Regions from separate parts of the Homo sapiens genome. Here regions 2 and 3 are each linked to region 1. A link is a contact called in ENCODE Hi-C or POLR2A ChIA-PET data. All regions are on one chromosome and are shown on one strand. The core of a region is the stretch at or near the end of the contact, and the rest is flanking DNA. Distances in the headings are between cores, read along the strand shown. Region 1 holds the start of DGUOK (deoxyguanosine kinase). Region 2 holds the start of SEMA4F (ssemaphorin 4F). Region 3 holds the start of PCGF1 (polycomb group ring finger 1).

The links. A loop is a pair of places that touch in the nucleus more often than their neighbours do. ChIA-PET counts read pairs that join two places held with the same protein, here RNA polymerase II (POLR2A). Pooled maps may share reads with other maps.
Region 2: a pooled map shows a loop between it and region 1 (6-fold over the local background). The contact joins the promoter of SEMA4F here to the promoter of DGUOK in region 1. A Hi-C loop is called at or near these places in 4 of 50 pooled maps. POLR2A ChIA-PET finds 5 or more read pairs at or near these places in 2 of 52 experiments (AG04450 and Caco-2).
Region 3: a loop to region 1 is called in a map of CD8-positive, alpha-beta T cell, with 7 times the contacts of the local background. The contact joins the promoter of PCGF1 here to the promoter of DGUOK in region 1. A Hi-C loop is called at or near these places in 1 of 168 maps with a recorded cell type or tissue (CD8-positive, alpha-beta T cell) and 7 of 50 pooled maps. POLR2A ChIA-PET finds 5 or more read pairs at or near these places in 1 of 52 experiments (activated T-cell).

Annotation. Positions count from the first base shown.
Region 1 is chr2:73,924,520-73,928,934 of GRCh38, reverse strand. DGUOK (deoxyguanosine kinase) reads right to left here and starts at 2,055. Exons shown (of 7, transcript NM_080916.3): 1 at 1,883-2,055. The coding sequence starts at 2,024. RefSeq lists an enhancer at 1,754-2,023.
Region 2 is chr2:74,651,851-74,656,265 of GRCh38, reverse strand. SEMA4F (ssemaphorin 4F) reads right to left here and starts at 2,019. Exons shown (of 14, transcript NM_004263.5): 1 at 1,745-2,019. The coding sequence starts at 1,889. RefSeq lists a silencer at 1,743-2,172.
Region 3 is chr2:74,505,530-74,509,944 of GRCh38, reverse strand. It overlaps PCGF1 (polycomb group ring finger 1), which reads left to right and starts at 2,250. Exons shown (of 9, transcript NM_032673.3): 1 at 2,250-2,369; 2 at 2,798-2,903; 3 at 3,061-3,213; 4 at 3,693-3,764; 5 at 3,888-3,993; 6 at 4,175-4,208; 7 at 4,307-4,393. The coding sequence starts at 2,277. RefSeq lists enhancers at 1,441-1,500, 2,241-2,420, 2,057-2,987.

The DNA of each region.
Region 1 (4,415 bases), core at 806-3,305:
TCACCACTTCCACTGTTAAATTTTACTTAAAATGTAACTCAATTTTTGTTAACGTATAACTAGAATCCAATCACGTCTCACCACTTTCACTTTTCACAATACTATAATTATTGCAATACCACTTAACACTCTTCACTTTCAATGTTATCAGCCACAGTGATCTTTTTATAATCTAAGTAAAACTGTCACTTGACTCCTCAAACCTTCCAATGGCTACCCATCTCGGTAAGATTAAAAACCCATGATAAGGCCTATAAAATCTGGCCACCCCTTGGGCTTTTGCCCTAATTTCCCTCCCATCCTTGCTCACTCGACTTCAGTCACAACGATTTCCCTCCTATTCCCCGAACACACTTTCCACCTCAGGGCCTTTCCAATTGCTCTTCACTCTGCCTAGAAGATTCTTCTCCCAGGTATCCACGTGATTTGCTCCCTCATCTTCAGTTTTTTGCTCAGATGTCACCTTCTCAGTGAGGCCTTGCTTATTTTATTTAAAATGACAACTTCGGCCAGGTGCAGTGGCTAACGCCTATAATCCCAGCACTTTGGGAGGCCGAGGCAGGCGGATCACCTGAGGTTAGGAGTTTGAGACCAGCCTGGCCAACATGGTGAAACCCTGTCTCTACTAACAAAACAAAAATTAACTGGGTGTGGTGGCGGGTGCCCCTAATCCCAGCTATTCGGGAGGCTGAGGCAGGAGAATCGCTTGAACCAGGGAGGCAGAGGTTGCAGTGAGTCGAGATCGTGTCATTGCACTCCAGCCTGGGTAACAAGAGCAAAACTCCATCTCAAATAAAATAAAATAAAAACTTCCCTCAATTCTTCATCCCTAATTTTTCTCCATCATACTTATTACTCTCTAACATATTGTTCACCTTGCTTAATTTATGTTGTTTATTGTCCATCTCTCCCTACTTGAGTTCCATGAGAGCAGAGATTTTTATTTGTTCTATTCACAGCTGTATTCTCCAGGCCAAGAACAGTGCTGGCATATGGAAGTGGCTCAAAAGGTGATTTGTTGAATGAATAAAAAAAGAAATTCTCAGTTTGCTGCTACGTCTTCAGTACTCAACACTTGCTAAGCCCCTTTTAGGGGCTCAGTGACTTGGTAGATAAAAGTATCAAGTCAGAATTTATTAATATTAAATCGAAATGCTTTGCCTTCATTTTGCTTTCTGACTACTTTTTATTCAAGATACTGGATCTCACTCTTTTAACAAAATAATTTTTAATTTAATACATGTTTTTAAGTTTAAAAAGTGAGGTTCTTCTAAGAAAAGCCTTAAGAAATTATTATGCAACTAGCACAGGCACAGGGCAAAAATTGTGAATGTGGTATTTGAACGACTGAAATTTAGGAACTCTCTTCGAATAGGGTTGCCAGATAAAATACAGGACACAGTTAAATTTGAACTTTCAATGAGTGATTTCGTTGTTGTTTTGCTGTAAGGATGTCCCAAATATTGCATTGGACACACACTAAAAATTATTCGTTATCTTAAATTCTATTTTAACTGGATATTATTTTTAATTTCTGCTAAATATGGCAACCCTATCTAGGAGAACAAATAAACTGCACCCGCTTGTCGCTTCAATTTCGATCTATTACAAACAGCTAATACAATTCTTGTCCTATCCACTAACTGCGTGGCTTTTATGCCCCAACAAATATGTTCCTGTGGGCGGGTACTGAGGCCCGATATCCTAAAAACAAGGAGGCAAAGATACACAGTGCACTTTGCGAGGGGAAAGGCTCTCCTCGCAGCCCAGAAAAAGAGGCCGGCCGCATCAGACGCAGGCCATTCCGGGCCCAGCTCCTTTCCCAGCCTCTGTCGCCTGCGTGGCGGAGGCCAAGGCTTGGCAGCCGCTTTCCGGCCCTTACCAATGTTGCCTTCGATGGAGAGCCTTCGGGGCCCGCGCCCCGCGTGCAGGCCTCTGGAGGAGGAAACGCCCTCGAGTGGGCTCTTGGCCATGGAACTGAAGGGTGCTCGAAGCCGACTTAGAAAGAGGCGGCCCGCGGCCATCCCACCCACGATTCACACAGCGATCACTTCCGCCGAGAGCACTTCCGCCCTAGGTATCGCTGCTCACTCGCTCCAGCGCACCGTTGACGTAAGGAGATCGTCAGACAGGAAGTGGGTGGGGTTGAACATGCGGCGGGGTGCGCCCAAGAGACCGCTCCGCTATCGCGATGTTTGTAAAGAAGCGTTGAGTGAAGGAAGTTTTGCAACGGTGCAGAATTTGATAGTAAAAGGAGTTGCGGTGCGAGTGGTTTTTGTTCATTGGACAAATAACATTTTAAAAGACGTAATTCCACAATCCAACCACTTCATTTTTGTATAACTTTAAAATAAATTTTATAACTGAAGACAAAATTAAAAATAGAAATTGTAATTTTAAGAGGGGATTTCCCCCCCCCCAGGTGCTTGTTGTCTGGTTTTTATTTTAATATCGGAAGAAAATGGAAGTTTTAAAGTAGGAAAATGACTCAATCTGATGATTTACACAAATTTAACTTTTTCCTATTCCCTGTAATTCCCCTGCACAATGCTGGCATATTATTGACTAAATTAACAAATTAGATAATCAGTTACACCCCATCTCTTAGTTTGTGTCTTGAATAAGTAAATAAATGTTCGGTCAATCGATTTGCATTATACCCAAAAATCCCTTCAGGATAAGGTGGTGGTGGCTCAGGTATGTGACTGGAAATTGTTTAAACCTGGTAGGCTGGGTTCTTGGACGTAAGCAATGGCGAGTAGAGACTTGTATAAAACCTGAGTCCTGCTGTCGGTGAAGTGTGCTCTGCAGGAGGGCAGGGACCTAAGCTGCTGCCACAGGTGAAGCCGGACTGCCACACCCCGTCGTCATAACAACCTCAGAAGTAATGATTTACAAAATGTTGTCAAATGGTGCTTCCAGTTCCAATCGCTTAAATCACCAACAGTCAAAACCAGGAGTCAACAGGCCAAACCGGCCTTCAGGCAGCGCTCTTAGGTGTGGCAGGTTTTAGAAGACAAGGATCTGATTGCAAGGGGGCTGGGGAGGGGCCGGGGGCTGGGATACCTGTCTTGAAGCTGTTCCCATAAAAAGCACGGGACCTTTTTCTTATGTTGATGTATATATAGGATGGCTGAGGTCATGTTTATATATTAAGAACTTTTTTTTTAATCGAATTTTTTAAGGATAACCAGGGTGGGGCGTTAATGGCTACTGGAGCGGCTAAAGTCCTACCCATTCCCATCTCCACTCCAGCAGCCACTTCTGTTAAAACAAAACAAAACAAAACAAAACAAAACAAAAAACAAAAAAAAAACTGCTTACATTTCTTTACCTATGTAAACTCAGACTTGGAAAATATTCATCCAAAAAAGCTTGAGAGGCTCTCTGCCTCGCCAGGATCTTGCTGCCTCAGGGGTGTTGTGAAAGTTAAATGAGGAAGTTGTCTGCAGGCAGGCATTAATCTCCTAAAAGCTACGAGGCAGGAAAATAGGGTCTGGAGACAGGGAACCTAAGGCCGATTTAGGCTGACTTCCTAGAACTAAATCAAAAGGAAAACCCCAACTTTCTAGCCCAAGTAACAAAAGGACCAGAAGCTAATCCCTCTTCTGGGTGGCAGATAAAAAATTGAAAGTACCTCTGACTGGTCCCCGCGGGCAATCAGTCAGGCTGGTGGCAGGCCAAGTCTTTAGTTGCATGGGGTATAACTTCATAACTTTACTTCAGCCTCTGATTGGTCCCCTCCTGCAACCAATCAGACTGATCGCTGGCCACTACTTCATTTACATAGGGTGTACACCAGGTAACCAATGGGAAACCTCTAGAAGGTATTTAAACCCCAGAAAATTCTGTAATTGCTGCTTGCTTGGGCCCTTCCTACCGCAAGGAGTGTTCTTTGATGTACAATAAATCTGTGCTTTTGTTGCTTCATTGTTTCCTTGCTTTGTACGTTTTGTCCAATTCTTTGTTCAAAATGTCAAGAACCTGGGCACCCTCCACCAGTAACAGAGCTCCTAAAAATTATTTTTAAAAATTTTATGGTGAAGTGGCCTGGCGCGGTGGCTCACGCCTGTAATCCCAGCACTTTGGGAGGCTGACGAGGGCGGATCACGAGGTCAGGAGATCAAGACCATCCTGGCTAACATGGTGAAACCCTGTCTCTACTAAAGAGAGAGAAAAAAAAAAAAGCGGAGTGTGGTGGTGGGCTCCTGTAGTCCCAGCTACTCAGGAGGCTGAGGCAGGAGAATGGCCTGAACCGGGGAGGCGGAGCTTGCAGTGAGCCGAGATCGCGCCACTGTGCTCCAGCCTGGGCGACAGAGCGAGACTCCGTCTCAAAAAAAAAAAAAAAAAAAAATTATGGTAAAGCATAGTATGTAGTGAGGAAAAGAGGATGTGTTGTGCAGTGAGGAAAAGAG
Region 2 (4,415 bases), core at 770-3,269, 730 kb before region 1:
GGCTGAGGTGGGTGGATCACTTGAGGTCAGGAGTTTGAGACCAGCCTGGCCAACATGGTGAAATCCCGTCTCTACTAAAAATACAAAAAATTAGCCAGGCAAGGTGGCGCGCACCTGTAATCCCAGCTATTTGGGAGGCTGAGGCAGGAGAATTGCTTGAACCTGGGAGGCAGAGGTTGCAGTGAGCCAAGATCACACCACTGCACACCAGCCTGGGTGACAGAGCAAGACTCCGCTTCAAAAAAAAAAAAAATCTAAACCTCATATTAGCATTCAAAATTCGTATCTATTTAAAGACTGGAATAAGTTGGCATGAATTTACCTTCCTAGCTCAACCTCTGGTTCTGGGGACCCTACCCTTGCACCAATACAGCTCTGCTCTACCTGCTTCCTCTGCTCAGTACCCTCAAGACTGCAGACTGGACACCAACCCATTCATTCCTAGATGTACTGATGAGTCCCGCCCACTCCTTCCTCCCACACCCATACTTACCTCTGTGCCCACTCTCTCATGCTTAGTATAAGCCCTGGATCACCTAACTTCCCCTCACATCCTCAACTCTGCTTCACCTTGCTTGCCATCTAGACATCTCTGGATGCCTGGACATCAACCCAGCCTGGCAATCTCAACTTACTTTGTGGCTATTGCTTGGGTGCAAACTGAAACCCCAGGCTCTGGCCACAACTTCGCCTTCTGGAATCACAGCATCCCTATATGGCACTAGTCTGAATTTAAACTCTAAACTACTATTAACCAGTCCAGAGTTGTTGCCAACAGGTTGTACTCTTGGCTTCACTGGTTCTGTCTGCCCAAGGTGCTAATAACACTCAATGCCCACTGAGAAGACAACAAGGTCCACGGCCATGCTCATACCCACCTCAGCAGAGTCTAAAATGTGAATCGCCCCAATGATCACTTTTAACCTTGTGACGTCTCCTAGCTTCTTCCACATCTTTTCAAAGGATCATATCCCCCTCCTCTATTTTTCCTTCTGAAGACTTGAAAAATCATTTAAGCAGAACTTTACATCAACACATTGAATGGTTTACCAATATTCAATGTAGGGAATGGGCAGAGGCAGCGAGGAACACTGAGGAAGTTAAGAGAGTTAACGTGGATCCAATAATGGGAGAATGGGAGCTGCTGTCAGAGATGTCAGGGGAGCGGGAAGGGCTGTCAGAAGGGCCAAGAGGCTCGGATGATGTATAGAACTGATAGGGAAATGAATTGGAGAAGATGGAAATGCTGACCTGGAGATCGGAATGGAAAGCTGGAGTAGAATGAAAGACTGATGGGTCTGAAAGCAGAGTGGGCGTCAAGCTGGAATGATGGACCCAGGTGTATGTGCGGGGAAACAGGGGACTAAGGGAGACGGAACTTCGAAATGAACGACCTCGGGCAGCCCCCACCCGAGCTCTGGGCCTCAGTGTCCGAGTCTGCACGGTGAGGACTGGACGCTCCTGCGGCTCCGGGAATAGGGCCCGCTGGTGCAGCCTGGGCGTGTCGTGGGAGCCGAGGCGCGAGGCCCGGGCTGGGGATGAGGGGCTGAGGGGCGCGGGAGGGATGCAGAGAGGATGCGGTGAAGTGCGAAGATCTCGCCCCGGTCCCGGCGGGGCGTGGGCGGCGTGAAACGCCATACACCAGGCTGAGAGGCCCGGGTCCGGCCGAGCGGTCTGAGGAGCAGGTGGGTGTGGGTGTGGGTGTGGGCGCGAAGGGCTGAGGGCGTGGGCGTCCGCGCCTTACCAGAGATTGGAAGCGAGGTTCTGGGCACCGAGCGGGGGACGCGGCCGGATACCGGGCCGCTCAGCACCGCCAGCAGCAGTAGCGGGAAGGGCGAGGCTGTAGGCTGCCCGGGACCCGGGCGGGGCCGCGCAGCAGAGGCCGGCATCTTTGGCTCCGCCTGGCCGCGGGTGCGGCGCAAGCTACGGCCTCTGCTCAGGGCCCCGGGGCTACTGGCCTCGGCCCCACTCGGGTCCTCTCGGCTCGGTCCGGCTCAGCCTGAGGCTGAGGGATGAAACACCGCCCGGCTCCGCCCCCTCAGAAAGGGGCCAATGGTCGGGCCTCCTTCTTCCTCCAGCCAATCGGGATTGAGTGAAGGCGGGGCTGAGGGGAGGAGAGGCCTAACCCAGGCAGAGGCGGAGCTAGACCCAGGTGAAGGTGGGAGTTCTGCCTCGGAAGTGCGCTGGGGCTGCCACTCAGGGACCTCGAGTGGCGAGTTTGCTCCGGCCACTCCAAAAACTCAAACGCCCATAGCTGTACTAATAAGGAAAACTTACTAATAAGAGGACGTGGATACACGCACCAAGTTTCTCAAAATTAATACTTTGCAAGCATTTAAGGACGGCTGCCTATGTGCTGGGCAGGCACAGTGTAACGCGCGCGCGCACACACACACGCACACACACACACACACACACACACACGATTATACAGAAAATACTAAAAATCACGGCCCTTGCCCTAGGGAGTTCACACTGTAATGGGGCTTCCAAATGTAAGCAAATAACTGCAAATAGATAATTGCAATACGAAGCAATGCACGTTTGCTATAATAACGTGCAATAAGTGTGCAGAAGGGCCAGGTTTTGCCAGAGGAAATCAGGAAGGCCTCACAGAAGAGGTGACATTTGAACTGATTCTTCTAGGGTTGGTAGGCCTTTGAGGGCGAGGAACAAAGACTGCCTATGGGCATATCCACTTGGATATCCTATAAACAAGGCAAGCATAGGTCCTGAGGATAACTCACTATCTCCTCCATCCCAACCCTAGCTCCTTCTTTTTTTTTTTTTTTTTTTTTTTTTGAGACGGAGTTTCGCTCTGTCGCCCAGGCTGGAGCGCAGTGGCGCGATCTCGACTCACTGCAAGCTCCGCCTCCCGGGTTCACGCCATTCTCCTGCCTCAGCCTCCCAAGTAGCTGGGACTACAGGCGCGCGCCACCATGCCCGGCTAATTTTTGTATTTTTAGTAGAGACGGGGTTTCACCGTGTCAGCCAGGATGGTCTCGATCTCCTGACCTCGTGATCCGCCCGTCTCGGCCTCCCAAAGTGCTGGGATTACAGGCGTGAGCCACCGCGCCCGGCCCCTAGCTCCTTCTTCAAGCACTTAGTCTGCACTTAGTAGGTAGTCTTTGCTTTCTCCTCTTTCACCCCCATTGTATTAGTTATTTAGGCTGCAAAACAAATGTAACAAATTAACCTCAGAATTTGGTGGCTTAAAACAAACAAACAAAAGACATGGTCCCTGAATTCGAATTGCTTAGCCTGGAGGGAAAATCAGACATTTGGAATAAACTTTTATTATCTCTCACAATCTCTCTGCGTCAGAAATTTAGGAGTAGTTTAGCTAGGTGGTCTGGCTTCCAGTCTCTCACAAGATTACAGTCCAGATATCAAACGGGGCAGCAGTCCACTGAAGGCTTGCCTGGGGCTGGAGGATCCACTTCCAAGATGGCGGACTTCCATGCCTGCCAAATTGGTAGTGGCTGTTGGCAGTAAGTGAAGGTTGTTCTCCACATGAATTTCTCCATGGGGCTGCTTGAATGTCTTCACAAAATGGGGTGACTTCCTCAGAGCAAGTGATCCAAAAGAACAAGGCAAAAGAGCAAATGATATATTTGTGACCTAGCCTCAGAAGTAACACACAATCTCTCGGCCATATTCTACTTGTCACACAGGGCAGCCCTGATGCACTGTGGAAGGGGACTTCACCAGGTGGTACAGGGATTTCACTGGGAATACAAGGATTTCAGCCTCCTTTCTTGGAGACTAGCTACCATGCCCATATGTAAGAAATCACTATGTCCTTATAAATCTGACTAAAAAGTAACTTAAATCCATCCTTTTCTTTCCATTATCATCATAGTTCAGGACATCATCATCATTCACCTGGACTGTGTGATAATTTCATTTAAAAAACAAAAACCTAGCCTCCAGTCCCTCCCCTTCCAGACTGCCATCAGGATAATCTTTCTAAAGTGCAAGTACTAGTTCTAGTTTGTTCTTTCAACAGTTATTAAGGGCCTAATATGTGCCAGGCATTTTACTAAGTACTAGAGATAAGATTAAGACATGGTCCGTTGGCTGGGCATGGTGGCTCATGCCTGTAATCCTAGCACTTTGGGAGGCTGAGGCAGGAGGATCACTTGAAGACGAGTTCGAGACCAGCCACGTCAACATAGCAAGACCCTGTCTCTGCAAAATAATAATAATAGCAAGGCCTGGTGGCACACACCTGTAGTCTCAGCTACTTGGGAGACTGAAGCAGGAGGATCACTTGAGCCCAGGAGTTCAAGGCTGCAGGGAGCTACGATCACACCATTGCACTCTAGCCTGCCAAAAAAAAAAAGCCATTGTCCTTGAATTCAAATTGCTTAGCCTAGAGGGAAAATCAGGCATTTGGGATCAGTACTTCTAAT
Region 3 (4,415 bases), core at 1,001-3,500, 580 kb before region 1:
TTAAGTCCAGCAGGCTGGAGGACATGCTTCCCTCCAAAGCTCTTCATTCACCCTCTTACCCAGGCCTACCAAGCCAGGTTCCTGGCTACTTCCTCCTATTATACTTTCCTTTGAACTGTTTCAGATACAGCCCTTCCTTTCCATTGCCATTGCTAAAACCCTAATCGAGGCTGTCATCACCACCACTTGGATTCATTCATGTATTCATCCAGAAAAGTTTTATTGAACACCAACTATGCACCTGGCACTGGAGCTATATCTGTGAACACAACAGAGGAAAAAAAATCCTTGCCACTGAGAAGCTTATAGTCTAGTGGAAAAGGCAGATGAAAAACTAGGAAATATGTTTTCTAGAAAATATTTTCTGAAAATAACTAGAAAATATAATATATATTAGAAATGTATATTAAATAATAATAAATGATAGAATGCTAATAAGTGCTAACCAGAAAAAAAAGAGCAAGGAAGTGAAAGGGTGGGTGAGTTGTTATTCATCTAGAGTGATTACAGCAGCCTCATGAGTAAAGACCTGAAAGAAGGAGGGAGCCATTTTGGATACCTAAGCATTTCAAGTTGGGGACACAGTGGAAGGATATCCTGGTGTATCTGAAGAGACTATGCAGGCCCTTGCACACCACTCTGAGACTTTGACTTTCATTCTGATTGAAAAGGGAAGCTCTCAACAGGTTTTAAACGTAAAAAAGGAACAACCTAATTTTTCAACTTTATTTTTAATAGCTTTCTTGAAGTATAATGGACATATAAACTGCAAATATTTGAAGTGTACAATTTGATAAGTTTTGACATATGTATATACCCATGATACCATCATCACCATAAAAATAATAAACATATCCACATCTCAAAAATTGTCCTTTGTCCTTTGTGTTTCATGTTTTATCAGAATCACTAGCTCTGAGAAACAGCACTCAACTGTGATGTTGAGAACAGGCGAAGGGGGACTCAAGGAAAACAGTCAAGAGGCCACTACAGAGGACAGATGATAGTGGCTCGGACCAGGGAAGTAGGTAAACAGGGGCTGTAACGAATAATTGATTAATCACTAATCTCATAACTTCTTGCTGCATATTCACTTCAATTCACTCTGAAGAGAAATGAACAAAAATGTCGCTTTCACAGGATAACCTCCCTTCAAAAAAGTCCGCTAGCTCCCAATTGCCCTCAGGCTAAAAATCGCAACTCTTTATGGCCCTGCTTTTTCTATTACCACTCTCAAATCTACATCTTGACCTTCCTGTCCTCTGGTCATTCCCCTCCACGTCCTTTCTATTTCACCACACTTCCACCCCCTCCCCCAAGTCTAAATTGTGCCCAAAGTCCCACTTTCTCCAGAAAGCCTTTTTTGAGGTCTCCATTGGAATCTCTCCCTTCTCGTATCTCCAGTTGCATTTGATGTTAATACCTCATAGCAAATTTATCCCTTTTTAAGTACCCAGAGCCGGCGGTGTAGAGCTCTCGAGCGAGCACCCCGCGTAGTCCCCAAGTGCGGGACTGGGCCTATGCTACTACAGGCGCTCGCTGCCTAAGCCTGTCTGTGTGTGGCAGTGTCCTAGTCGTCCTCCCCTCCTCCTTCGGCATCTGCTCTGCATTAGTCTGTCCCAGGCCTCCGCAGGCGCCGATGATTAAATCATCATCATTAACCAGGGCCTGCCCCCCCCATCCCCGGCAGCAGGGGGGAGAATGGGGGAATAAGATCACTACCAAGTCCCTGGGGGTCTCTCACTCCCCATCCCCCGGCACCCTCTCCGAGACTCTGCAAAGCCCAAGAAACTCCCTCCGTGAAGCCGGGAGAAGACCCGCCATCTGGACGAAGCTCCGCTACGCGGACGCCGACAGGGCGGCATTACGAGGAGAGGACCCAGGAGGGGCTTCTTCAGCAGGGTCGTCGTCACAGAAGACCGACGACCCTGAGCGGGTAGCGGGCACAGACTGCCAGGCCTTTGGGGGTAGGAGGGGGCAGTCTTTCGCAGGCTCCGAAAGTTAGTCTTGAGGTCGCGTAGGGCCTATTATGATGATTTCTACAGGAGGTTGAAGAGATAAGACCCTTCCCTGTGCTCCCCCCCCCCCACTCCTTAATTACGGATTGAGCAGGGGAGGGGCCGGTGGGGCTCAGGTGAGCACACAGGGAGAAAGGGACGTGGGCGGGGCCTTACAGAGGGTGAGCGAATCCGAAAAGACCTAGAACCTCGTTGCTGGGAGACAAGTCCCGCCCTGCAGGCGGCACCGGAAGTGGCCGGCTGGGATCAGCCTTTAAGATGGCGTCTCCTCAGGGGGGCCAGATTGCGATCGCGATGAGGCTTCGGAACCAGCTCCAGTCAGTGTACAAGATGGACCCGCTACGGAACGAGGTGCAAGGGCGGCAGGGTTACTGCTGTGGTCGGCCAGCGGTGCGAATTGGGGCGGGCTAAAGGACGGGCGGTGGCTGGCCGGGCGCCCAGTGCGCCTGCGCAGAGACAGAGTGCCCAGTGCGCCTGCGTGGTTGCGATCGGGTTGCCAAACTCCGGTTAGGACGCCTGCGCGTTGTGTCGCCGACGTTGTGTAGTCTCCCCTGGGAAAGGAGGGTCAGGCGAGTCCACGTGAGGGAAGCCCCCGCTGTGCGCGGAGCCCTCTGCTGGGCGGAGGGGGAGTGCCAGCCCCCAGGAGCTAATCCCCGGCTGATGGCGCAGGGCGCGGGGCTTGGCCGTCTAGTGTGATGAAGGAGGCGACCCCCAAGGTGGGAAGGCGCACGGGTTGGGGTTTGAGGGTGGATGATTGGTGACGGAGGGTGTATCTTCAGGAGGAGGTTCGAGTGAAGATCAAAGACTTGAATGAACACATTGTTTGCTGCCTATGCGCCGGCTACTTCGTGGATGCCACCACCATCACAGAGTGTCTTCATACTTGTGAGTGCCTTGGAGACTGCCTAGTTCTTCCAGTCCCTAGTCTTCACCAAGCTGACTGCCAGCTTCTGTGCGGCCTGCCTCACGCATCCAGGCACCCCACCCAGCCCATGAATCCAGTTTCCAGAGGGCCTGAGAATCTGCTTTTCTTTTCCTGCAGTCTGCAAGAGTTGTATTGTGAAGTACCTCCAAACTAGCAAGTACTGCCCCATGTGCAACATTAAGATCCACGAGACACAGCCACTGCTCAACCTCAAACTGGACCGGGTCATGCAGGACATCGTGTATAAGCTGGTGCCTGGCTTGCAAGACAGTGAGTCACCAACCTGACTTTGAGGGGCCTCTTGAGGACTAATTGCTGAGTGGCAGCTTGAGGTGACGGGTTTGGTAGGACTCACGTAGGCAGAAGGCCAAAGATGAGGGAAGGACAAAAAGTGAGGAAGGGCTAATACTTTATTCTTTTTTTTCTTTTTTTGAGACGGAGTCTTGCCCAGGCTGGAGTGCAGTGGCGCAATCTCAGCTCACTGCAAGCTCCACCTCCTGGATTCATGCCATTCTCCTGCCTCAGCCTCCTGAGTAGCTGGGACTACAGGCGCCCACCACCATGCCCAGCTAATTTTTTATATTTTTTAGTAGAGACGGGGTTTCACCATGTTAGCCAGGATGGCCTCAATCTCCTGACTTCATGATCTGCCCACCTCTGCCTCCCAAAGTGCTGGGATTACAGGCGTGAGCCACCGCGCCCGGCCCCGAAGGGCTAATACTTTATTCTCATACTTCACCTTCTTCTAGGTGAAGAGAAACGGATTCGGGAATTCTACCAGTCCCGAGGTTTGGACCGGGTCACCCAGCCCACTGGGGAAGGTATGTCCTTGGCCGCGGGACAGTAAAGACCCCAGAGCATTCTTCTTGCCCAGTTTTGCTCTCTGGGGAAAGAGGAGTATGGAATGTGTGCCACCAGCCACCTCACTACCCTATCTTTCTCAGAGCCAGCACTGAGCAACCTCGGCCTCCCCTTCAGCAGCTTTGACCACTCTAAAGCCCACTACTATCGCTATGATGAGCAGTTGAACCTGTGCCTGGAGCGGCTGAGGTGAGGAGAAGGTCAGGGGTTGCAGGAGGTGACAGTGCCAATGACCCAGAGCCAGGGAGGGTCTAGGGGAGAGGCTGAGCAGTGAGTGAGTGCCTATCCCCTTGAAGAGAGTATATCATGGCTCTGGGTGGGGAAGAGGAGGAAAGATAGGATTCCCTAACCTGTGTCTATTTCCCCCCAGTTCTGGCAAAGACAAGAATAAAAGCGTCCTGCAGGTGAGAAGGGCTGAGGGGAGGGCCTCTCTAAGGAGACTCACCTCCCATGGTCCTTCCCTCACACACCTTGCCCTCTTCCCTCCCCTCCCTGCTCCCAGAACAAGTATGTCCGATGTTCTGTTAGAGCTGAGGTACGCCATCTCCGGAGGGTCCTGTGTCACCGCTTGATGCTAAACCCTCAGCATGTGAGTAGTCCCACAGTAGGTT